3 separate regions of the Mus musculus genome follow, and all the other regions are linked to region 1. A link is a loop called in an ENCODE intact Hi-C map of the cell type or tissue named here. Cell type or tissue: heart. All regions are shown on one strand. Region 1 holds the start of Wnt11 (wingless-type MMTV integration site family, member 11). Region 2 has its middle 17 kb from the start of Gm33720. Region 3 has its middle 16 kb from the start of Gm19656.

Evidence for each region. Peaks named below come from ENCODE experiments on the same cell type or tissue, not always from the same donor. Only the 100,000 strongest peaks of a DNase experiment are listed, where the experiment ranks them.
Region 2: it touches region 1 in a loop (4-fold over the local background); 9 of 42 quality-filtered maps call a loop at or near these places.
Region 3: it touches region 1 in a loop (5-fold over the local background); 33 of 42 quality-filtered maps call a loop at or near these places.

Annotation. Positions count from the first base shown.
Region 1 is chr7:98,833,845-98,841,844 of GRCm38, forward strand. It overlaps Wnt11 (wingless-type MMTV integration site family, member 11), which reads left to right and starts at 5,001. Exons shown (of 5, transcript NM_009519.2): 1 at 5,001-5,346. The coding sequence starts at 5,264. It overlaps Gm33770 (a long non-coding RNA gene), which reads right to left and starts at 2,251. Exons shown (of 3, transcript XR_378356.3): 1 at 2,071-2,251. In heart, CTCF peaks have their summits at 3,036 (motif pointing left), 3,252, 4,242 and 5,197 (motif pointing right); DNase peaks (open chromatin) are centred at 1,177, 2,037, 2,907, 4,227 and 1 weaker place; H3K4me3 peaks cover 7,183 bases; H3K27ac peaks cover 5,211 bases; H3K27me3 peaks cover 1,798 bases.
Region 2 is chr7:98,776,145-98,784,144 of GRCm38, forward strand. No RefSeq gene overlaps it. Among named protein-coding and RNA genes, the nearest start is that of Gm33720, 17 kb to the left of the region's middle. In heart, a CTCF peak has its summit at 3,011 (motif pointing left); DNase peaks (open chromatin) are centred at 3,007, 7,447 and 7,927; H3K27ac peaks cover 1,567 bases.
Region 3 is chr7:98,738,660-98,746,659 of GRCm38, forward strand. No RefSeq gene overlaps it. Among named protein-coding and RNA genes, the nearest start is that of Gm19656, 16 kb to the left of the region's middle. In heart, a CTCF peak has its summit at 4,873 (motif pointing right); a DNase peak (open chromatin) is centred at 4,942; H3K27me3 peaks cover 1,609 bases.

The DNA.
Region 1 (8,000 bases):
TTGTATGTTTGTGAGTGAACTATTTGTGGGTAGTCTATGTGTTGTGTAGCAATCTAATTATATATATATATATATATATATATATATATATATATATATATATATATGACTACTGCACACCTACGTGCTACTGGGTTTATGGACATGTGATATATACAGATATCCCTTGATAGTGTGTTTATAACCATTGTGATGATATGTCCCAGCCTCATGTGCAAGAGGGCTGGTGGCCATTGTGGATGGATTGTGGTTCTCTCTCTCTCTCTCTCTCTCTCTCTCTCTCTCTCTCTCTCTCTCTCTCTCTTTCTCCCTCCCTCCTGTCTATGTGTGTGTGTATGTATTGGGGGGAGCTTGTGAGCACTTCAATAGCAGCTACGAAGAGTGGGGGGAGGGTAGCAGACAGCTTGGGAGATCCCAGGGAAGCCCCTTCTTGCCTCCGGTTTCCTTTCTACTAGTGAGCTAGATAAACCCTGAGCACATTCAGATGTCGAAAACCCTAGAATGAAGAAGACAGAAACTGGTAGAACCACAACACTTGGTTAGAAACCGAGGGAAATAAGGCTGGCCTCGGTTCTAGTCAAGGAAGAGCAATTGAGGGGTAGGGGGTGGGAGCAGGATCAACTCATAAACAGGACTACACTCAGGGGAAGTCTTCACCAGTGCTGGTTAGCTTCTGAAACCTGGTCCTCTGTTGGGACTGAGAGAGCCCCTACTGCCCGCTGGGTTCGCCCACAAGAGTCCCCTGCAACCACAGCCTACTTGGAGGCACTTTTTGATGCTCTTCTCATACCAGAGCCCTTGCACCTCTTAGAGGTGAGCGCCCCTCTGAGATGCCTAGAAAGATGGCCCAGTGAAGCTTGTAGGACCACAGCAGAAGCTCAGGGCTCAAGACCTCCCAACTCCTGAAGCATGTAAGGGGCAAACGCATTTAGTAAAGCTGTCCTCCGCATTTAGGTCAGACCCTCTGGCTAGTTCAGGCTCTTTGCTGATCATTACTAGCTTCGGAGGTGGGCCGTCCCTGCGCCCGGCGCGCCGCTGGCACTCAACAGGCATGCTTTCAACACTAACCGTGGCGAGCAAATTCCCTTCCGTACAGCAATAGGGTGCAAAGTGTCCCGGAGCGCCGGGCGGGCGCCGCGGGTCCGAGGCGTCATGGGGACCCCGCCCCGCCCCGCGCGAGCCACCGGGTGGGGATTCGGCGCGCTGACGTGGGCGGATCAAAGCGACGGTCCGCGCCTTATAAAACGCTTGGGCCGGCGGGCGCCGCAGATCGTGCCGGGCGAGGAGAGAGCTCCGGAGATCCGCGGGCGCAGGCCGGAGAGCCGAGCACAACTGACCGCCTTGGCGTCCGCGCCCGAGTTGCCAGGATCCCCGGCTCCCTGCTGAGCTGCGTCTGGAAGAAGCTATCCTCGCCGCTCCCGCCGGCGGGGGACCGCACTCGCAACTCCTGGGGGCGGCCGAGGTTGCAGGGGCAGGCTGGGCGCGCCGGGAGAGCGTCCCAAAGGTGAGCAGTGGCCGTGGCTAATGTTAATCAGGAACCCACTGGGTAGGGAGGGAGGCGACTGAGCCCTAGAGACCCCCTTATTGATAGGACACCCACTCCCGGAGAAGCAAACCAAAGTGGCTTTCGTCGCTCTCCTTTCCTCACCTCTCTCCTCCGCAGCATTTCGAGTAACTCCTCTTGGGGGAACGCAACTTCCCGGACGACCCTGGGACTAGGGGCCTGGTGTGTGTGTGTGTGTGTGTGTGTGTGTGTGTGTGTGTGTGTGTGAAGGATGGGGTGGGTTGTATGGTTCCTTCAGTTCTCCCCCTTCAGGTTCTTCCGTCCTGTCTCCCATCCCAGGACTCGGTCCCCTCCCTCGCAGTCTGCGGGTTGATGAGGTCACGCCCGAGCCATCCCGGGGGTGGGGGGATTTGGATCCCGCGACAGAGGGTGTGTGTGAGGAGGCAAGAGAGGGGGACAAAAGCCGAGAAGTCCCTAGCTCCTGCCAGAGCAGGGGGGGGATAGCTCCGAGAGGTGAGAAGGGCTCCTAGAGGCAGCTGGGAAGGGGGGCGAGTTTGTTTACCGACCTCAGCTCCAGGTTGGGGGCTGGGGATAGGGAGGAGAGTCCTGCCCCCGCCCTGTGACACATCTGGAGCGCTCCGAACATCTGGCTTACATCCACCAGCCCGGTACCTTCCACCCGTGGCACTGAATTGCCTCCGTGTCCCTTACAGTCTTTGGGAACACAGGATTCCGCTCCAGCGGGTGGCAGGAGTTCCGCACTCTCCCTATCCACTTTTCAAACACTGCGTCTCCGCGGTGACCTGGAACAACATAGAAGATCCTGACAGCCTCTCCGCTGAGCTTAAAGTCAGGTCTCACGCAACCTCGCAGGTAACCTTGAAGCTGTCGCTCGGCGTCCCTGTCGCACCCTTTTTGTTTTGAGTGCTGCGCGGCCAGCCTCTTGGAGCAGCCCATTTGGTCATTATAGTCGGTCAATTGCGGACATTGTCCCGGCGCACAGCACCAAAGCTGGAGCCAGCATAGCACACCGGGGGTGGGAGAGGCTCGGCCAATCCTCGCCGGTTAGCCTGAGCGGGAAGGTTATCTAAAGTAAAGTTTCTAAAGCTCTCCAAGGCTCCAAGCCTTAAGATCACCTGTTGGCGGCCCGTGGCTGGGCCACAGTGTCCGTAGTGTCCGACGTTTGCACAGCTCTGGGAGGCTCATTCTTCAGACTGCTGCAAGCTGGGTAGCTTAGACTAAGTGTCCAAGGAGAGGAAGAAAGATTTGCTCTCTCTTTCTCTATAAGCACTGCTTTTTTTTTTTCCCGCGGGCCCACTATGAGACTGTTCCCATTGCAGGCTGGGCGCCCAGTCTGAAGCAAGAGGTTGCGTAGTTAGTTCAGGGATAACGAAAACAAGTCTTAAGGGATAACCAAGGCCAAGAGGGAAGTCACTCTGCGCTTCATCCAAGACGCGAACAGTAGAGCCCGAAGTCCCACTGTGTGAGGCCGGGGCAGATATTTCTTTGAACCCAGGCTTAGCTCCCCCTGGCGGACCGGGGACTTCGAGCGACGAATGCGCTCTGACCCTCTGGGCGCAAGGTGAGGGTGACACAGCGGCTCCCAAGGCTGTCCTGGACCTTCTTAGGTAGGACGAGAATAATATCAGTACCCAGAGACCAAGGTGCCTTTTAAGCAACGCGCCGGGGTGACGGAAGGAGAAGTCTAGGGCCTCTGGAGCTGCTGGGAAGAGCAGGGAATAGCTGGAGGCCTGGGTCCCCGACCGACTGCTGTGCGGTTTGGGCCACCCTTCCTCTCACTGGGAGTCGTATATTGATACCCCGGTGTAAGTCCTTGAGATTCCTTCTGCGACTTAGCGATCCCTTCCCACTTAGAAACTCTGGGTGCCTTCGGGGATCCCACACTTTAAGTGGGAACAAAGAGACAATGACTGGTGTTTTGAGGCCCCCCCCCTCCTCTGCGATCTGATCCTGCAGACATTTTTCTGATTTGGGGGAAGTGTGCAAACTTCCAACAGGGAGGGAAAGATCTGGATACGGAAGAGGTAAGAGGAAGATTCGGACTGCACCAAAAATCCCGTTGAGACCCCAGCTTGGAGTCGTGTTTGTGCCAAGCATTTCAGACTTGGGGGACTCTGTGAAGGGGGGGGGGTAATTCAAGGTTTTCTGCTTGAATTCCTCTGGATTCTGCCAGAAGGCCCCAGAAAACTATGACGTTTCAAACGTGTGTGTGTGTGTGTGTGTGTGTGTGTGTGTGTGTTCAAGCCTGTACATTTGAAACACACAGGCGTGCATAGGCTACACAGGTATGTATAATAATAGCGGATACAGAGAGAAGATCAGACGAAGATCAGAAAGCTGGAGTCCAGGTCTTTGCTTTTTAATAAAAGGGAAAACTTAGGCTGGGGTGGTTGAGGAATTGCCCAAACTCACAGAGCCAGATGAGAACCGCTCTTCCCTGTTCCAGAGACCCCCCCCCCCCCAAGTCTGGCACCTCCTTCCTCAGACTCTGTAGACCCTTTTGGAAGGAATCCCTTTGTCCTTGCTGCTCCAGAGAGGAGAGGGGCTGTGTATGACTCGGGGCGAATGCCAGGTGTTGGTAAATTTGGGAGAAGCCTGGAAGGGAGTTAATGAGGTGAGAATGATGAGAAGGGAGTCAAGCCTCAGAAAGCAGCTCCGCAGGCTGCAAGCGGGCGGGGTGGCGGCTCCTCCGCGGCCCTAGCTCGCCGCCTGGCGGTCCCAGAATCAACCTCTTGCAGGCCTGGAGCTTCCCTGCTCTGCTAGGGAGCTTTGGCGCTGCCTCGTCCGGACCGAGGCACTGAAGTGGCAAGTCTGAAGTAGCTCTTCAGGCGCTGGAGATGCCTCAGTGTGTAAAGAGCACCCACCTCCACCCCATTTTTGCAGTTTCCCCTTCCCTTACTGGAAAGTAGGTGCCCAGAAATAGCACCGTCTTCTGTGTTCTCCCTGCCCTTAGCTTACCCGGCACAGGTAGACAAAATAGCTCAACAGCCCAGCACCAGACGGGTGCTCACTAACTGAACAGCCTAACAACTAACTGAACAGATGTTTCCACATCTCTGGGCCTCGGTTTCCTCATCTGAGATGGATGGAGTGACAATACCCATCACAGGTCTGAGAGGAGTAAAGATGGCTGGCTACACTGGGAGACTGTTCTCTGTAAAAGGAGAATTCTGCTCAGATCACCCCATTCGCAGATGAATAAACTGTAGACTCATTAAAGCTGCAATAACTAATAATCGATATCGTGGATTAGTATAGGAGCCTAAATCATATTCCGGATCAGTTCCTCTCCTTGCGGTCGCTACGTCAGTTGGTTTTCGCGCTGCTGCTGGTGGTGGGGTCTCCTCCTTGCGGTCCTCTCCAGACTCTCTGCTGGGTCTCCCGAGAACCTCCTATCTGCTTCACCCTGTCCTTCCTGGGCCGCTCAACCCTGATCTGCCCTGGGCGACACGCCCTCGGCCGCGCTAGGGTCTCACCTAATCCGAGCCTGACGCCGGCGGGTCTCGGGCGGTTCGGGGAGAGAGCGGACTCCTTCCTCGCTCAGCCTCCCCGGCCCGACCCCTCCTTTGTAATTTGAATAAAACGCCTCCCAGCCCGCGCGCCGCCTTAACCCGCCGCCCTGTTCTCCGTGATTGCAGGCGGCGTGCGCGCAGGAACAGCAGCGGTGGCCTGCAGGCGGCGGAGTTCGGTGCGGCTCCTGCAGGGTGCGACCCCCGGGAGCGCCGGGCGCGCGCGACGATGAGGGCGCGGCCGCAGGTCTGCGAGGCTCTGCTCTTTGCCTTGGCGCTCCACACCGGCGTGTGCTATGGCATCAAGTGGCTGTAAGTAGGACTCCGTTTTCACTCCAATGGGCCATTGGGCGAGAAGCTGGAGAGGTTGGGTGAGCCCACCAAAATCTGCGAGGCTAAGTTGGCTTGGGCGTCGTGGGCGAGCCGTTCTTAGCTCGGCGACTTCTTCTGTGATATGCTGTTCTTACCCTCCGCGGGCTTGCGAAGTGGGTGAGCGGATTTTCTCATCCAGGCCAGGGTTGCTCAAAGGCCAGTGAGGGACTAGGGAAACATCCTCTCCAAGTGGCACAACTCAGAGAGAGTCTGCTCAGTTCAGGACACAGGGTCCAGTTCGGGATCATGGCCTGTCAGCCTCCAGGAGGTCTGCTAAGAGAGTTTTGACCCCTTCCACCTGGGGACCTTGGGGGAAGTGTCACCTTCTGGGGCCTCCGAGTACTCGGTCTGTCAGAAGGATAGTTAGTACCGGCTCCTTGGGATCTGATTGGAGACTCCCTAAAGAGCTGCTGAAGGTCCGAAGCTAAGGGATGTCCTGGAAGGATAAATGGTCGCTGGGGGCAATTTTCCTGGTTTCCTCGTGCAGTGCTAGTTCCTCCTGTGGTGGCTGCCGTAGGCAGTGTGAAAGGAGTGGGATATGGGGAAAGGCAGCCCCTTCCTGAAGGATCTGTCCCTGGGCTGGGAGAGATAAGCCCGGGCTGTAAATAACTTTCCAGGGGTTGTAAGAGTGGAGGCTCCGGGGCTCGGAGGAGGGCAGCCTGGTTGGGTCACCCATGAGGGTTACAGAGATTTTCTAGAGGCTGCCACTTTTGGCTGCACAAGTGAGGAGTTTGGCAGGTAGGAGATATGGAGGACACTCTCAGAGTACAGTGCCCGGAGTGGGAGAGTCAAGAACAGGAATGTGTCTGCCTTGCTCAGGTCATGGTTAGGGAGCCTGCAGATCAAACAAGGGATTGATAGATTATGGGCACTGAAGAGGGTCGGTCCAGGAATTCGCTTTGAAGAAGGAATTACTGCAACACACTGAACCTCTGGAAAACTGGAGGTTCCTGGTCCAGCCTTTTCTGGTGCTGAGTTCTTGATTAAATAATTCGGGAGGGAAATCCCATCTTCTTGTACTTCTGGTTTACAAGAAAGGGGGTCTGTCCTGGGCCAGGCTCCTTCGAACCTCCTCCTGCTGCTGTCAGGCACTCTTGCTTATTGGGCTGGGCACAAGTCAGTGAGAGAAGCCCCTTCAGCCATTGCTTTACAGACCAGGGGATGAGGTGAAGAGAAGGAAGGGGTTGCTGAGAGCTACAGGGGCCTTCATGGCCTAGCACCAAGCTTGGGTGACTTGTTTTGTTTATAGAGTCCTGGGGACACAACTCTCATCTCTCTTTATCTGCCCTACAAAGGGCGTCCTGAGGTTCTAAGGATTCATGTGACACACACAGTCCCAAGCTGGCGTGTGCTGGGGATGGGGTGGGGTACGAGGCCGGCTGAGAGCAACACCCAGTTTTGCTCTACTACGTCTAAGCCTTGACACACATGGGCACAGCTCAGAGTCTGCACTCAAGACATCCCCCAGGGAGGACTTGACGGGCAGAGATGGAATGTGAAGCAGGTGTCCCAGGCTGGAGGAAGAACAAGGACAGAAGTATGGGGGCAGGAGCATCCCCTGTCCCCTGCAGGGAGCAGGGACCACAGGGTGTCCTATTACACAGCTCTGAGAGCTGCAGGCCTCTATCTGATTTGTTAACACTCCATGAGATAGGTGACAGACTGACTTTTCGTTGCTTCACAATAAGGAAGTTAAGGTATAGAGATGGTAAGTAGCGGCCACAAGGTCACATGCTGGCCCTGTGGCTGTGAGATCAGAGGAACCCAAGCAGAGGGCTTACGAGGCTAACCCTTGATAATGGTTGAACTATTACTGCAGCTGGAAAATAGAGGGCCTGGGAGAAGCAAAGCTTAAGAATAGTATAGCCAAGCTTGGTGGCAGAGGCTGGTAATCTCAGCTACTGAAGGGGCTGAGGCAGGAGGATTGCAAGTTCAGTGCCTAGCCAAGGTACAGGTTCATTCAAAGCCAGCCAGAGCCACGTGGTGAGACTCTGCCTTAACATTTAAAAATAATGATAAGGGTTGGGAGTACAGCCCAGCATGTGCGAGGCCCTGGGTTCAGCCCCCTGCCCGTGGGGGGAAGAGTGGGAGCAGGCATAGGCACTTGTGCACACAGATGCAGCCTTGCTGGGTGCCGGGTGCTATTTTTGACATACATACGGCTTCTTTTCAGTCTCCCAATCTGTGTTGTGTGTTCTGCTTTCCTGAGCCCCTCTGCCCAGCAGAGGAAAGGAACACCTTGGAGGATCTTTAGCAGAGTTTCATAGCCAATGAGGAGTAGAGCAGACCTTTGGGTTGGGCTGTTGGTAGAAGGAAGTCCCGGGACAGTTGTGCAGTGGGGGTAGGGACTCGTCAGGGCCAGCTGTCCTGGGGCAGTCCTGGGGACCATGTGTGCAGGCTTGGAAAGTGACCTGGAGATGAAAGGGACATTTGACACAAGAACTGAAACCAGATGTGAGTTGGTGGCCTGAGGTGCCCACCTGGTGGGCTTCTGGGACAGACAAGCTAAACAGGTGGGATCAGGGATTGGGGAGCAGGGTCGAAATCTGACTGCCTGGTGATCCTGGTGATACACTGAGAACCTTAAGCATTGC
Region 2 (8,000 bases), 58 kb before region 1:
TCGAACACTGAACACTTATAATGGAAGACTGAGGCCGGGCTGGCCAGGGCTGTCAGGAGCAGTGTCAGGCAGGTGTCCTTCTCTAAGCACTAAGCTCTATGGGAAGACAACTAGTCGATGTCCCAGCCTGACCCTAACGTGCTAGAGATGTTCACACTGGAGAATCTCACCCACTCTCTGCAGTGATCATTCTGTCCACGTCTGTAACATGGGCTTGCGTCCATGGCCGAGTTTGCGTAGCTGAGATTTGAACCCAGGAAGGTGACTCCAAAGTTACCATGCTTGTCTCCACTCTTGATTGCTCTCTGATGTGCAAATGGCCTGAGGAAGGCTCTCCTTGATGTGGAGTCTCTCAGTCTTCTCCAGCCACAAAGGAGGTTTAGACAGACTATGTGCCCCTGACTCAAGAATTCTTCCTTGGGGAGATGTCAACTATGTCTGCTTCCTCCTTGTAAGGCCCCAACAACCAGATGAACAACCAAACGATTCTACTAAAGCTCACCAGAGGGAACCAAAGTGTCTATTAGGCTTACTTGTAACGCATCAGTGACCCCAAAGCAGCCACCCTGGAAAATCCACACCCAGCATGGATGATGGGTTCTCCAAGGCTACATAGATGTTGCACTCCCTATCAGACACCCCAGCCTGTGTAGTCTTGCTACTCTCAAGACCTTGAGGCCATGTGCAATTAGGGCAGAAGGGCATATAAGTGGCTGATAGGAGAGGCTGGATTGTCAGGCAAAGACCCAGTGACTCTCTACTCCCTCTCTGAGGGAATGTCAACAGGCACCAAGTTGGCTCTTCGTGGCAGATTGCAAGCTGGCACAGCTGATTGAGGAAGATGGCAGCTGTTTTGCTCAGAGAACCACATTTTACAACACTCCCATTTCAGCAGGGCTGGGAAGCAGGAGAGTCCAGCCTGCTGCCATCTCTCTGGCTCTGCTGAGATCCCCTTACATCCAGGGCATGGGCCTTAGCTCGGCCCCACCTGGCCCAGGTGGGCCTCCTAGTCCTGTTCACAGGGCCAACAGGCTGTAGTGTCTGCAGACCATGACCCCGCCCAGCAGAAGACATCTCAGTCACTCCTGCCAACATCCCAGTGCCTCGGTGCGCTTGACAGGTGGGCTGCCTGCCTCCTTGAGCCTTCCCCCGCCCCTGTGCCCCAGTATGAGCTAGAAAAGGGCTGGACAGTGTGGTGAAGGAGGCCTCAGATGGAGCTGGCTCTCATGCTCAGTGGACCTTCAGTGTTGCTGTGTGCCCTGGGCAAGTTACTAGGGCTTTCTGATAGTCCCTGGCTTCACCTGACCTTCAGCAGGTTCAGGAGCCAAGCTGTGCAGATAGGCTTTACCCAACTAGGTGCTGGGCAATGGGAGGGGCTTCTGCTAGACTTTGCTCTCTCCCATGACCCAATCCTCCCTCCCACCCTTTCCCACTGATCCTTGCCGTCACGTCACATTGACAAGGAATGCTTTTGGGTTTTTCAAGGACCATTGCCCCCACTCGAAAGCTGGCTCTGTACACATCCCACACAGGGAGCTCAGACAGCCCCAGGCAGGTGGCCCCTGAGGACCTGTCTGCCCAGCCTATAAAGTAGAAGCAAAGAGGCCAGGCAGGGAACTGCAGGGGAGAGAGGCTGGGGGGGGGGGGGAGAGTTGCTGCAGGGGATGCAGGGAGGGTAGAGAAGGCACAGAGGTTGGGTTTGATTTGCCCTACATCCCGGAGTGTGGGAATGCTTATAGATCTTCAGGTTGTATACCACACAGGGGCCAGCTGGGAGGCCCATGAATGTCCTACATCTAGATCCCCTTAGCCTCCCTCTGGGGCCTCCTAGACCTCTCAGCCACTCACTCCTTTGGGCCTAGGTGCTGCAAATTGGAATAGTGTATGGGTCAGAGTCGCTGAAATGCTGATGTACAACAACAGTCTTGTGTGGAGAGGTGCAGCCGGGGACTTTGCAGCCAGATAGTTAAAGGCTGAGCTTAGCCACTCTCCACTGTGTGGTATTGAGAGAGTCCATTGACTTCTCTGAGCCTCTGATTCCCAGCATTTAAACAGATTAAGGTATAAAACTGGCAGAGAAAAGCCCGCCAGTCTTAAACGCACAGCTCAAGCCCCTTGTCCATATATATACAGCCACACACATCTCTCTAAAAGTTCCCTTGTAGGGTTTCAGTTTCTTCCTGAGGCCTGTCACACAGTGGGTCCTGGGTCCTGCACATAGTGAGCCTGATGCATGAGGGCTGTTAGTTCTCACTCAAGTTTGCTTGGCAAGCTGCACCTCATTCTAGCTTCTCCACAAGCCTGGATTTTACTCCCAGAAAGCTAAGGCGAAATCAGGCAGTAGTCCTGGCTTGACTCTGTGGCCCAAGACAAGCCAACTCCCTTCTTTGGACCAATGAAGAGATTAGACTAGATGTTTTCCTGGGGCAGCCTAGGCTCTGTGTTTAAATGTTGTGGTCTGGGACCCTTGGTTGTTCCCACTCAGCCAGCGATGTGGCCTGGGCCTCTGAGTGGGTTGCATACATTGGGAAAGAGGGAGGGAGCTGCTTTTGCTTGTCAGCGAGCTGGGATAGTCCCTGGGGTGCACACTCAGAGCCCTACTCCACCCCAAACTGCACAAGCATTTTTAGAGATCCCTTTACCTCCCCGATGGCCCCTGACCCATTTCACATCTGTCAGGAAGGAATTGGGGGCCCCCGGCCTTTCCTCCCCTGTAACACTCCGGGGACACCCTCAGATCAGATGAGAGTGGAGGTGACAACAGAGAGAAGAATAAATCTTGAGACAAAGTCTTGCATTGCTCCACCAGTGTAGACTGATGCAGCTGAGAGCCATACTACCTTGAGCCAGCTAGAAATCGGAGGCGAGTAGCAGTCAAGGTCTGGATAGGAAGAGCTCATCCCCCAGGACAGCCCAGCACAGCCAGGGCCCCACATTCCAGCCACTGTCCTCTGGGCTGTCCCACCAGGAAGCCTTCAGCCTTGTTGGCGTGTGGGCACGAGTGCCCCCTGCTGGGCAAGTATATGCCCTGAGGATAAAACACTGTCTGAAGACAGGCAGGTGAAGGTTGGCATCTTGGCCTCCTCTTTCTCTAGTTGGTTGACTTTGGGCAAATTGGCAGCCACTGGCATCTTTGTATATGTGTTTGTGGGTGTGGAGGTCGCAGGTTAACATGGAATGCCTTCCCTTATCTTTCTTTCTGTTTTTTGAGACAAGGATTTTCATTGAACATTGGAGCTCACTGACTAGGTTAGGGGACCTGGCCAGTGAGTTCCAAAACTTGAGCTATCTCTGTCTGCCCTGAGGTTACAGATCTGGATCACAGTGCTTTGGTATTATATGGATGCTGGGACTTGTGTGGCAGGCCTTTACCAGCTCAGTCGTTCCCACACTTTAGAAAGAGAGAACTATCGCAAGCCGTCATCCAACTTCCACACATGCATTGTGACATGTGCATCTGTGTGCACACATATGCATGTGCACATACGAATACTTAACACAGATAAATTTAAAAAAATAAATGTAGTGAGAATTTTGGTTTCTTTGAAAACACAGAAGTATTATGGGAATATGTTTTCGTTTTAACCTCATGTGTGGTATGTGGGGCTACTTCAGACGGTCCGCAGCAGCTGACTATAATTTGCCCTGTGCTCTAGTGGTACATGATTTTGCCAGCTGCAGATAGTTTCTGCAATTGTGTGGTGTTTGGAAGTCTGGGGACTTTTGAGAGGATATTGAAATGCTAAGGCCCGGAGAGGGTGGGTCATTGGGTGGTGGTAGTGATGGGTCATTGGTTGGTTGCTGTGGGCGGCAATTTGCTAAGTAGTTGTGCTCAAAGAAGAAAAAGAAGAACTTAGATATCCCGACAGCAAAGATCAAACTTGGCCCAAGGAACTTGATGCCCCTAATCAACAGAAAGTAGTCTAACAATAATGCTGCTCCCAGCCGGGCACGGTGGCGCATGCCTTTAATCCCAGCACTTGGGAGGCAGAGGCAGGTGGATTTCTGAGTTCGAGGCCAGCCTGGTCTACAAAGTGAGTTCCAGGACAGCCAGGGCTATACAGAGAAACCCTGTCTCGAAAAAGAAAAAAAAATGCCGCTCCTTTCCTCCCCACCCCCTATCCTTTTCTCTCTCCTAGGTAGTGTTAGGGGATTGAAGGGCTAGAAAAAGGATGGAGAAGGGCAGCAGAAATAAGAAGCCACAAAGTTGCCAAAGTCTGACTACAGATAGACCTCTAAGAGGTAGAGCCTGTAAGAGGTCTCTTATTAGTTACTATGTCAAAACAATTGACTAAAGTGATTTATCTTGGCTTATAGTTTGAAGGTATAGTCGGTCCTAGTGGAGAAGGCATAGCAGCAGAAGTATGAAACACATTGTGCCTGCAATCAGGAACTGAGCCATGAGTGATTGTTCTTAGCCTGCTTTATCCTTTTTACCCAGTGTTGTGTTTTATAAAAAGATAGAGAGATAAGGAATGTGCTTGGTGGATGTGCAGTCAGGTGTAGGGAAAGGGGGTGGCTCTGCGGGGGCCATGCTGAGGCATCCCTTCCCCCGAGGGACCAGCCGCATGAATAGAGTTTATTCAGGGCATGGGGAGGGGAGTTGAGGGAGAAGAGACAGAGAAAGGCAGAGAGAGAGAGAGAGAGAGAGAGAGAGTAAGTAGAGAGTAGAGGCCAGCCACGAACACATGGAGAAGGGGGGAGGGAAATGGGGAGGGGGAAGCAGGAGCTGGGGGACAGAGCAGGAGCAAGAGGGAGAGGAGGGGGCAAGCAGCCCCTTCTATAGAGAGTCAGACACACCTGGCTGTTGCCAGGCAACTGTGGGACAGAGCCTAGACTAAATGCCAACACCTAGTCCAGCTCTCTAGCCCACAGGATGGAGATACCCCTATTCAGGGTGGGTTTTCCATCCTCAGTTAAGCCTTTCTGGAAACACATAACAGATGTGTATTTTCACAATGACGTTGTATTCAGTCAAGCTGACTGACGATTAGCCACCACAAGGTTATTACTGCCTTTCCTTTCTCTGGCCTTGTGTCTGGCCACGCGATCTCGCCTTTTCACAAGTGTCCCACCGCGTGGCATCTTCCGCCACTAAGGAGGTGATGCATCCAGAGAGCTGTTTGGATGTCTGCCCTTTAAAACCGAGAGCTAAAGAACTCTCTTCTCCTGCTTAGCTACTCAGCCACGGGTATTTCATTGAAAATGGAGAGTTAGCCGGGCGTGGTGGCGCACGCCTTTAATCCTAACACTTGGGAGGCAGAGGCAGGCGGATTTCTGAGGTCGAGGCCAGCCTGGTCTACAGAGTGAGTTCCAGGACAGCCAGGGCTACACAGAGAAACCCTGTCTCGAAAAACCTAAAAAAAAAAAAAAAAAAAAAAAAAGAAAGAAAGAAAGAAAGAAAGAAAATAGAGAGTTACTGAAGCTTTGCCCCGTCAGTGATCTGAATTCCTCTTTTATTCTAATGTAGTCACAGTCTAGGGATTAGCATGTGGACATCCTTGGAGTAAGAGGTCTGTCACTCCATCCAAATAATTCCTTCCTTGACCAGGACTGGGAGACTCTGATCTCTGTTCATCAGAAGAGCTGGTTAACGTTATGTGCCGGTGTTGTCTTCCTTTCCTGGTTCCTTCAAGTTTGAATGGTTACAGTGACTCAATTCTCTTTCTGTCAGTGTGGAATCATAGCTCATTGTAGACAGAAACTAAAGACTACAAATAAAGACTACAACTAACTTTGAAGGAAGAGAATATAAAGAATTCAGATATTCATAAATAGGTAATCACCAGTCTTTGCTTGATTCAGTTTGGGGGAGGAGAAGAGATGGGAAGGCATTATTCTGTGTATAAATAAAAGTATGTGTGATTGACGGTTAGCTGAGAGAAGGGTTACACCTGATCTTGCTCTGCTCATTCACACACACTGGTTCATTTATTTCCGGTAGAGTGTTCTCTAAACCCCAGTGCACGGCCAGCAGTGAGTCCTGAGCCTGGCAGTCATTGCCATAACTTCCTGTCCATAGGGACTTGTTCAGGAAAGAACATGTGACCCATCAGAAACTGTGGGATTGAATATTTGAATATCCATGAAGACTATTGAGAAAGGATCTTTCCGTCATATAACCATGGCAACCTTGAATTCTTGATCTTCCTGTCTCCATCTCCCAAGTGCTGGGATTACAGATGTGCACTGCCACACCCAGACATGTAAGCAAATTTTTTGTCAGTCTATGGCAATTTGATCACTGACCACAAATAATGTTCTGAAAGAGTCTGAAATCTGTAGAGACCTTTTATAGTCCCCGTCCCCCTCACTCCCCGCACTTAATCATCACCCAAAGTGTAGGAGATAAGGAATCTTAGCACTGGCTTATAGGTAAGAAGCACCGAGCCTGGGGAGAGGAGAGGAGATTGGTTCTTGGTCACATGCTCACTGTGCTCTGGCCAGAACATGTGTTTTCTTTCCCTTCTTGAGTGGCCTTTTGGGAACATATCCTTATCTTCAGAACAGGCTCTGAGAAGAAATGGGATGTGGGCATGAATTTTTCTACTGGAAGAAGGCAGAGGGGCATCTTAGCAGAAGGAACAATGTGAGCAAAAGCCAAGAGGTAGGAATGGAGGTTTGGCCTACTCAACGATGCCATGTGTGAACACATTTATAGTTGGACAGGCACTATGTGCCATGTTGAATAATTTGTACTTAAAAAAAAAAAGAACCCCCTGGCTGCCAAGAACAGATGACATAGAGGTGTCTGGAGAGGACTATGCTAAGCCCGAATGTAACCATGAGTGAGCACTCGAGGTCTTGAACTCAGAGAAGATAAAATTTTTGAATGAGGCTGTAGGGTCTGTCTGTCCTGAGTATTCCTGTCACTCTGAAGAGTGGTGTGCATGATGCTGGCATCCTGGGATGATGCTCTCTGTCTGTCTCAGACCCAGAGAAGAGGTGTGTTACTATCTCATCTTGAAATTAGACATTTGCATAGATGGGCTAAGATCCGGGGCTTACACGGGACTCTTCAGTTCATGTGTTGTGTGACATGGGGTAATGTCCTGTACCTGTCTGAGCCTTAGAGTACTGTTGGGAGGCTGGAGCTGAGATTGTGATGCAATGACAGGAGCAACGCTCCCTCCTCCCTCCTCCCTCCTCCCTCCTCCCTCCTCCCTCCTCCCTCCTCCCTCCTCCCACCCATCCTTTCTTCCTCTGGAGCTGACGTAGCAGAAGGCTGGTTCTCACTGTGGTCTTTTGGACCTGCATTTCTGTTTCCTGGCAGCTTTGAGCCTACAGCCTGAGTTCTGTCCCTCTGAAGAAAGTAGTCCCTCCTTTGATTTCTGGGACACTGTGACTCTTACTGAAAGTGTAAGTCATCCCTTGTCTGTCTGTCCCCTTCCTCTGCTCACTTCTCATGGAGCAGATGGCAGCTCCTAGGGTGATGTGTGAGGGCCTTCCAGAGGCTCCCCTGAGAATGTGCAAGGCTGGGTAGGGGCGGGGTGGGGGGGAGAGGAGCTGTTCTGTAGCTCTGTGAGATAGGCAGGCCGTCCCCATGGCCCAGCCGAGGAGCTCAGGTTTGCTCGGGACCAACCTTCCAGTAAGCGCTAAGCTGGGATTTGACCCAAGATCTGCAGCCAAGGCCCATCTACTACTAATTTCAAGCTCCATGAATTCACACATTTCTTTTCATCCAAATGCTTTATTTACTTCAACCAGGATTTCTGTTTGCACCAGAGATTTCTGACTTTCAAAATGATACTGGCCTAGAGAAGAGAAGTCATTCTTGAAGTGTTTCCCAAAGCCAATTATGAACTTCCCGGGGTGCCAGCCCACTCCATTGTTCTCAGACATTGTATAAAGGCCATTCCCCACAACAAGCTGTGAACCTCTGAGCCAACGTGTCAACTTCTGAACAATCCGGTCATTCCCCAGTCCTGGCTGGATATTAGCCAAGGGCTGGATATCAGCCAGCCTCGAGAGTTGCTCAACGCTCTCCCTGGAGGGGGCTT
Region 3 (8,000 bases), 95 kb before region 1:
AATCCTTCCTTGGAGGAAGACATAAACTATGTCTCCCTCCCTCTACGATTCTAATGATGAACAAAAACTTTATTTCACTGAAGCTCATGCTGGGGAACCAATGAGTTTATGGGGCTTATTTCCAGGGCATGCACAGATGAGGAGCTGCTTATAGGAGAGTGGATGACTCCAAAGCAGTCACCCTGATTGTTCCCATAGCAACATATGTGGAGTCTTCTTCCCCTAGAGTTTTGAGCCTATATACTGCAGCAAAAGGTCATGTTCAATTAGGGCTGAATGGCATATAGAGGGCTGGGAAGAATGGCTGGTACTCATAGGATGATCCACTGACCCCACCAACTCTTTCCCAGAGGGAATCTCCACAGGCCAGATTGTGCTGAACTCTCTCACAAGCAAGCACAGCTAATTTAACAAAGATGGAAGCAGTCTGGCTCAAAGGATAGCACCTTTCAGTAGCCTTCCAAAGAATTGAATCAGGCTCAGGCAAGCGCCCTTACCTGGTGAGCCATCCTTGCTGACCTGGGGCGGCTTCCATCATAAGCTCCTGTCTTGTTGACCGTCAGTGTTTCCGACTAGCCTTCCATTGCTCTGGCTATCTGGGCTGAATCCCCTTACATCCTCATTATCCCCTCTCTTCTGGTTTCTCTTCATCATTCTGCTCTGTTTTCCTCCAAACTTTCTTCCAATTGTTCTTCTTAATTCCCCCTTTTTGCTATTTTATATTTAACGCCCAAGAGTTCTTGTTTTGTAGCATCCCATTCTTGTTCAATGACTATAATACCTCGATTTTTAGAGCACTAATTACTCTTTTCTGTTTGAAGCCTGCTTCATGTCGACTCCCTTATCTAGATTCCTTTTTAGTTCTCCCTGGGATTTTGATGTTACTTTGCCTTTTATCCTTTAAAACCTTTGACTCTCCCACTGGGGGTGTCCCCAAGTGCCTGCTCATCTCTGTGCTTGTGTCTAAGAATGGAACACTACAGCACAGGCTTGGTTCTCTGGGAACAGAATAGAGTTGCATGCAGGATCTGGTTGAGGCACTTCAAAGACTGATGAAGAGAAAAGCTCCTGCCTGAGCTCTTGTGTCAATTCCTCCTGGACCATTTGTTGCTATTGTGCAGAGGGGTGGCATGGGAAAACTTGGAATCTACCCCTTCCAACGTTAACACATATTTATTTTTATTTTATGTACGTGAGTGCTTCCCCTGCATGTATGTATGTGTGCTACGTTCATGCGTGGTACCCACGGAGTTCAGAGGAAGGCATCCAATCTCCCGGAATGGAAGTTATAGACACTTATGAACCACCATGTGGGTGCCCAGAACTGAACCCTGATCCTCTGCAAGAACAGAAAGTGCTCTTAACCACTGAGCCACCTCTGCAGCCCAGGAATCTGTTTCTTAAATAGATTTCCATGCAGTCTTTGTGTCGTTAGCTCCTGCCCAGTTCCAGAAGTACCAGCACAGCAGATTCCAGAAGCATCCAAGGGTTTCCAGTGTGCCCTGAACTGCTTTCCTCCCCTTTCTTGCCTGTCTGGGACTCAGCCACCGACCATCCCTGGTCCTATGGGTCTGCTTGCCAATGTTTTGATAAATCCCTTTGTGTTGATTTAATTGATTTCAGAAAAGACCACAGGGCAATTTACCTCACTTCAGTTTTTAAAGGAAAAGCAATAACACAGTCTGTGCAAGGATTATTTACTGCCCGTTTATAAACATCAACAAAGTGTGGCCAGACCTTGGGGGAGGGGTAGGAAACTTTCCACTCCACCTTACCCCACCCCCACCCCCGTGAATGCCCAAGTCCAAATCCACTTCTTGTGATGCCTTCCTGTCTCCCAAGCTCAAACTCCCGGGTGGCCTGACCTGATTGGGCCAACCCAGTGGCAGATGTTACAGTCCCTTGCAGATGTCAGCTCATTTACACATTTCTGAGCTACAGGGCTCAGGAAGTTGATCCACAGACCAAGATCCCACAGCTCTGAGAGAAATTTGAGCTCAGGGCTGTCTCCTCCCTCTAGGCCCTCTGTCATTGCTGACTTTGAGGTACCCTGGAGGAAGAAGTTACACGTTCTGGTGAGAAAATGGCACGTGTACTAAGTCAGCCTAGACCCAGGGAAAGCCTACAGATTTGGGAAGGGGGAGGAGAAGGGGGTGGGTGTGGCTCAGAGGAAGAGGGGGATCTTCATTCCCTGAGATTGGCTCAGGGTGGTGTTACAGGAGGGACTGACTGCTGAGCCTATCACCCACCCTCAGCCTGGCTTCTCTCATAGAGAACCAGCAATGACTGGAATAATAATGAGAGTTGGGGAGAAATTTGCAAGGCACTTTCATCAGATCTCTGATATTACAGGAGCTGGACAGCATCTCTCTTTGAGGCAAGAGGAAACCAGAACGCAGAGGTTAACTTCCCAGCTGCAGAACTCTGCTCCTGGATTCAAACCCTTCCCTTCTAAGCCCAGCCCTTCGCATCCCCACCCTGTCTGGTCTAGTTTTATCATCTCATCAGCCCAGGGAACTTCCTAATGCATTCAACATGTATGTGGAGCATGGGCTGCCTGCTTGTCTTAGTCTCTAGGAGATGGCCTGGAATCTCTGTGTTGGCAACTGTCCCCACACCCCCACACCCCCCCGCCCCCGTGATTACCTTTTCTCTTTCATTATAATTTAGCTTTGAGACGGGGGTCTCATATAGCCCAGGCTGGCCTCTGACTTGTAGATGACCTTAAACTCTTGATCCTCTTGTCTCTACCCCCTGATTGCTAGGATTACAGGACTGTGTCATTATGCCTGCTTTCACCTGGTGCTGGGGATCAAACCCAGGGCCTCATGCATGCTGAGCAAGCAGTTCATGAACTTAGAGCTACTTCCACAGCCTCCACTGCAGCTGGCCTTGGCCTGTAAAGCAATGGGTTCATTGTGACACAATGAACTTCATGTGTGCACCTGTGGTACCTCACTCTTGACTATTTTCTTACGCTCCTCCCCCAGGCTCGTCCCCTCTTCTCTCATGGTCCCCATCTACATTTATGCTGCATTTTCTAGATCCTGGATACAAAAGAAGACACAGTGCTTGTCTTTGCGCTTGGTTATTCTGCATGTCATAATGATTCCCAGGTCCATCGTTTTTCCTGCAGGTACAACTGAACAAGAATAACCCTGTGCTCATCTGCTCACGGTGTCTTCACGCATTCATCTATAAGAGGCCAACCCCAGGATTTGCTTGTTGTTACTAGTGTCACTGTAAACACAGATGTGAAGGAATTTTAATTACATGCTGGCCTTCAGTCCCTTTGAGTGTTTACCCAGGAGAAGCACAGCTGGAGCACATGACAGTTCTTTTTAGTTTTTCCAGGAACCTCCATACTGACTTCCGTAGTGGCTACAATCATTTACAATCCCATCAGCAGTGTATACAGTGGTTCCCAACCTTCCTAACGCTGTGACCCTTTAATACACTCCCTCGTGTTGTGGGGACCCCACCCCTGCCATAAAATATTTCGTTGCTACTCCATAACTGTGATTTTGCTGCTGTTATGAGTCGTTATGTACAGGATATACAGGATATTGACATGTGACTCCTTCTCGACCCACAGGTTGAGAACCTCTGATGTAAGAGCTCCTCTCACCCCATGCCTGTGCTCTTTCTTAGTTGCTTTCTTGATGATAGCTGTCCTGAGGTGAGACGGATTCTCCTTGTAGTTTTGATCTGTATTTTCCTGACAGTTACAGATGCTGAACACGCGTTTGTGTGTGTATTGGCTATCCGTTGTGCTCATCTAAGTGTGAGCTACCCCTCAGCCTACAGCGCTGCCAAAGGCGAAGTGAATAGAGCAGGCCCTTCTCTCTGGCCTTGGGATGCTTCAGTTTCCCAACTGGGAAGTGAGCACAGTAACTGGACTCAAGTGGAAGTGCCTCTGCCCAGCCACCTACACAGAGGAGTGCATACCTGCCTTCCTAAAAGGCTGCCCGCACAATGCCCCCCCCCCACAATCCTCCCCTGCCACCACAAGCAATCATGGTCAGTCAGCACAGGTCAGCATGGCATGTGATGAGGATGGGGGCTCTTCACTTCCAGGTTGAGGATCAGTAAGACTTGGAGGGGGGCTCAGGGTCACCTCCACAATCCACTGAGACGCCCCATCTCCCACTGAGGACAGTGGGGTACCAGGGTGCAAGGTGCTTCCTGAGGTCTTGAATCCTCCACACCCTCTCCTCCAGCCCCTGAAGCAGCCAGTAGATGTTCTTGGGCTTGTAGGGATGTGTGTGTGTGGGGGGGGGGCAGCTTTTCAGTGCACCTTCTGTCCCGACCACCAGAAGCCCTGGTATCCATACTGCACAGTGTGGGGTGTGCAGGCCCAATGGGTGGGTAGGCTTTTTTGAAAACAGTTAAGGAAAGTTTTGAAAGACAAAGAATTCAAAGGGCAGCATATGCAAAGACCAAGAGGTGGCCTCTGACAGATGTGTGTCACTGTGCATCATTGAAATACTGAGTTTGGAGGGCAGCACGCTGGAAAGAGCCGACCAGTTTGTGGCCTTGGAAAAACTACTAGAGAAGCTGGGCTCTCCAGTCTTCACTTGACAAGAATGAGACCCAGTGCCTGGGGCCAAGGTAGCAGCAGTGGGAAATCAGAGAAGGAGTGGGCTTTTCCACATAGACTGGCTGTGGGGCCAGAGAGAATGAACTGAACAGAATGGAGGCTCATCCCTGGAGGAAGCAAGGGGAGGTGATGCTTTCCCACACCGTGTGCTCCTGGAAAGAGCTGATGTGCTCAGAGTCCTCCTAGAGGCCTGGGCTGAGGAGGGGCCAGATGTGCTTCAGTCCACAGGGATTTGGGTCCAAAAGCCTGAACCTGGTGGGCTTTTCCAGATGGGCAGTAGGTGGCGCTGTAGCTCTGTACATGCAGTCTACTGGACTAGGTTACCTGCCCTCACCTGAGGGTGGGTGAGGCCCTCTAACTCCAGAGCCCGTACTTTGAGAAAGGATGGATTGTGGGGACCAGGGGGAGGTGAATGCCCCCACTCCTGAAGCATGAAAGGCCAGTACTTTAAAGCCTCTTGAGGACAGTGGTATGAGCTTGGGGCTGGGCCTCTGGGCTCTTCTGGCCCTAGCTCCTATTTCCCAGATGGGGAAACAAGGTCCAGAGAGGAAGGGGCTGGCCTGAGTTACTGGATAGGTTAGTAGAATAGGAAGGTTCTAGTGTACCAGACAGGGAGCTCCTCTATCACCCAGTCCCTTCCTCCTAAGTCGGTTTGCCACCATCTCTCCATTCCTTTCCTCACCATCTGCCAGGCTAGGACAGAACTTCCTACACACCTCTCCCCCAACTGTAGGTCTTTTCCATAACTGTTAATCAAAGTCCTTCCCCCACCCCCAGGAGGACATTTTTACTATTGATCCAGCCATCAACCTCTTTTGCTAAAATCTTTTCTTGACCAGGTCACCCATAGGTTTTCAGCCTCTCAGGAGGGTCCGTGACAGATACCCACGTCCTCTTAGCATGCAAATCTGCCTAGGTCCCCTGGCCTGGTCATGCTTGTCCCCATGTCTCCCCCCATCACTGATATGCTCACAGCATTGTCCTACAGTCAAACTGCTGCTCAGCACCTGTGACTTAGTGGGGGCTGCCTTGGGTCCTCCTCGGCCTGTGACACACTGTGTACCTGAGTGCCCTACCTGTCTCCTCTGCCAGAGCACTCAGAGCTCTGACATCTAGTTCACCCCCATTCACTGTCACAGGGCTCAGCGCAGCCATGTTGGATGAGCAGCGTCCTAGGAACACCTTGACACCGCCTACCCGGCCAGGCTCTGTGCCCCTGTGTTCCCATGCAGCCTCTGGCAATCTGGTGAGATCAGAATGGAATTATTGTCTTGGCTTTCCTGAAATGAAGACTCACCCCCAGGAGAGCATGATCTCACTGGTACCACAAAGCAATGTGTGATGGAAGTGGGCTCCACACACTGCCAAGTACTGCAAAGCCAGGGAACATGACTGAAGGGATCCGGAGCTCAGTGGGTCATCCTGGGGTTTACAGGGATGGTATGGAGCTCTGGTGGCTAGCCGAGGTTCCTGCAGCAGAGTGCCTTCAAGAGGTGAGGTCTGAGGCTGGAAAGATGGCCCATCAGTTAAGAACTTACATTGTTCTCCTAGAGGACCCAGGTTGGCTTCCCAGCACCCACATTAAGTAGCTCATGACTGCTTTCACCTCGGGAATGACTAGCCCTGTGAACACCTGTACTCACATGTACATAACTACCAGCATGTACCAACATACACAAAATCAGAAATAAAAATAATTTTTAAAAAAGTGAGGTTCTCTCCTTTTCTGTGAGCCCCATTGTTTAGAGGCAGGCAGGCACCTTGGCAGACCCGGGCATTGATGACACTGATAAGGGACCTACAGCCAGCTAGAGGCCAGGGAACTGGCAAGGTCCAGGGGCTGGGATGTTCTTGGTCTGAGATCTTTCCAAGAAGCCCTGCAGTGAGACGACTGGTGCCACAAGGCAAGGAGGGAATTGGTGATTTAGCTGCCCCTGCATAGAACAGGCAGGACACAGCAACAGGCTGGAGCAATTTACTTCTGAGAAGCTCAACACAGGCACAGGAGAGAGTAGAGGCTGCCAGAGTGGACTCAGGCTTCTGGGTCTTGGAATAAGTGATAGGAGGACCCTCAGCTCAGGATGTGACTCTGGTCCTTTAGCTACCAATTAGGAGACTGGTAGTCTGGAGTTTCCCATGGCGACTCTAGGTTCAGTGTCCCTGTAGTCCTGAGCTATGAGAAGCTAGAGGTACGGTGTTGTGGGAAGCCGCCCCCACATTCGCCGTTACAAGATGGCGCTGACAGCTGTGTTCTAAGTGGTAAACAAATAATCTGCGCATGTGCCAAAGGTAGTTCTCCACCCCATGTGCTCTGCCTTCCCCGTGACTACAACTCGGCCATGGGCTGCAGCCAATCAGGGAGTGATACGTCCTAGGCGAAGGATAACTCTCCTTAAGAGGGACGGGGTTTCGCTTTCGTTTTGGGCTTGGGCTTTGGGGGCTTGCTCTCTTGCTCCTAAAGATGTAAACAATAGAGCTCTTGCTCTGCGCTCTGGCGCTCTGGCGCTCTGGCGCTCTGGCGCTCTGGCGCTCTGGCGCTCTGGCTCCTAAAGATGTAAGCAAGGGGCTTGGGGCTTGCACTCTTGCTCCTGAAGATGTAAGCAATAAAGTTTTGCCGCAGAAGATTCTGGTTTGTTGCGTCTTTCCTGGCCGGTCGCGAGAACGCGTGTAAGACGGTGGCCCTCAGTATCTAAAGCTAAAGGGTATGTCCAGACTGTAGCTTGTGGGGTGCATACCTCAAAGACAGCTTTGCGTGCAACCCAACACAACACCATAAAGTTCTTTAAAACATCGAGTTCTTGTGTGTGAACTTCATAGGTGACAGCATCATGTTGCAACATCAAAAGGTTGGACACACCTGGAAGCCCTGGGTGATCTGCAGGAGGAGGAGGCACAGAGAGGGTCCACAGGGAGCCAGGTCAGAAGGCAGGTCTGATTCCTTGCCCCTCTGCTGCTTCCCATTCTCCCAAGCCTGTTACTCGGGCCCTTTCGGGAGCGCCTGTCAGTGTGTCCTTAGTGCAGCGTGGGTCTCAGTGGTAGCTAATCTATCCTCTCCCCAGGGTGAGCGTGTAACCCGTGCTGGGAGCCCTCCTCGAGTGTATCCTCCTCCCTCTAACTGAGCATCTTCAGGGGGATCTATGGAGAAGGACATTGTAGGATTGCTGGGGAAGAGAGATGTCAGTTTGGTGCCACCCAACATAGTGCCCACCTGCTGCCAGCCAGCATCACACCATCTGATGAGGTCATCCTCTCTGGGAGGTTTCCCTGGTGGCTCCCACAAGGCCCTGATCACAGCTTCTTGTTGCAACCAATGGGGCCTAGCTACTTGGAGAGGCAACTACTTAGCTCTCAGGATGGGGGTTCCTCTATCTACCCCCACCCTGCCCTGGAAGGTGGGGCT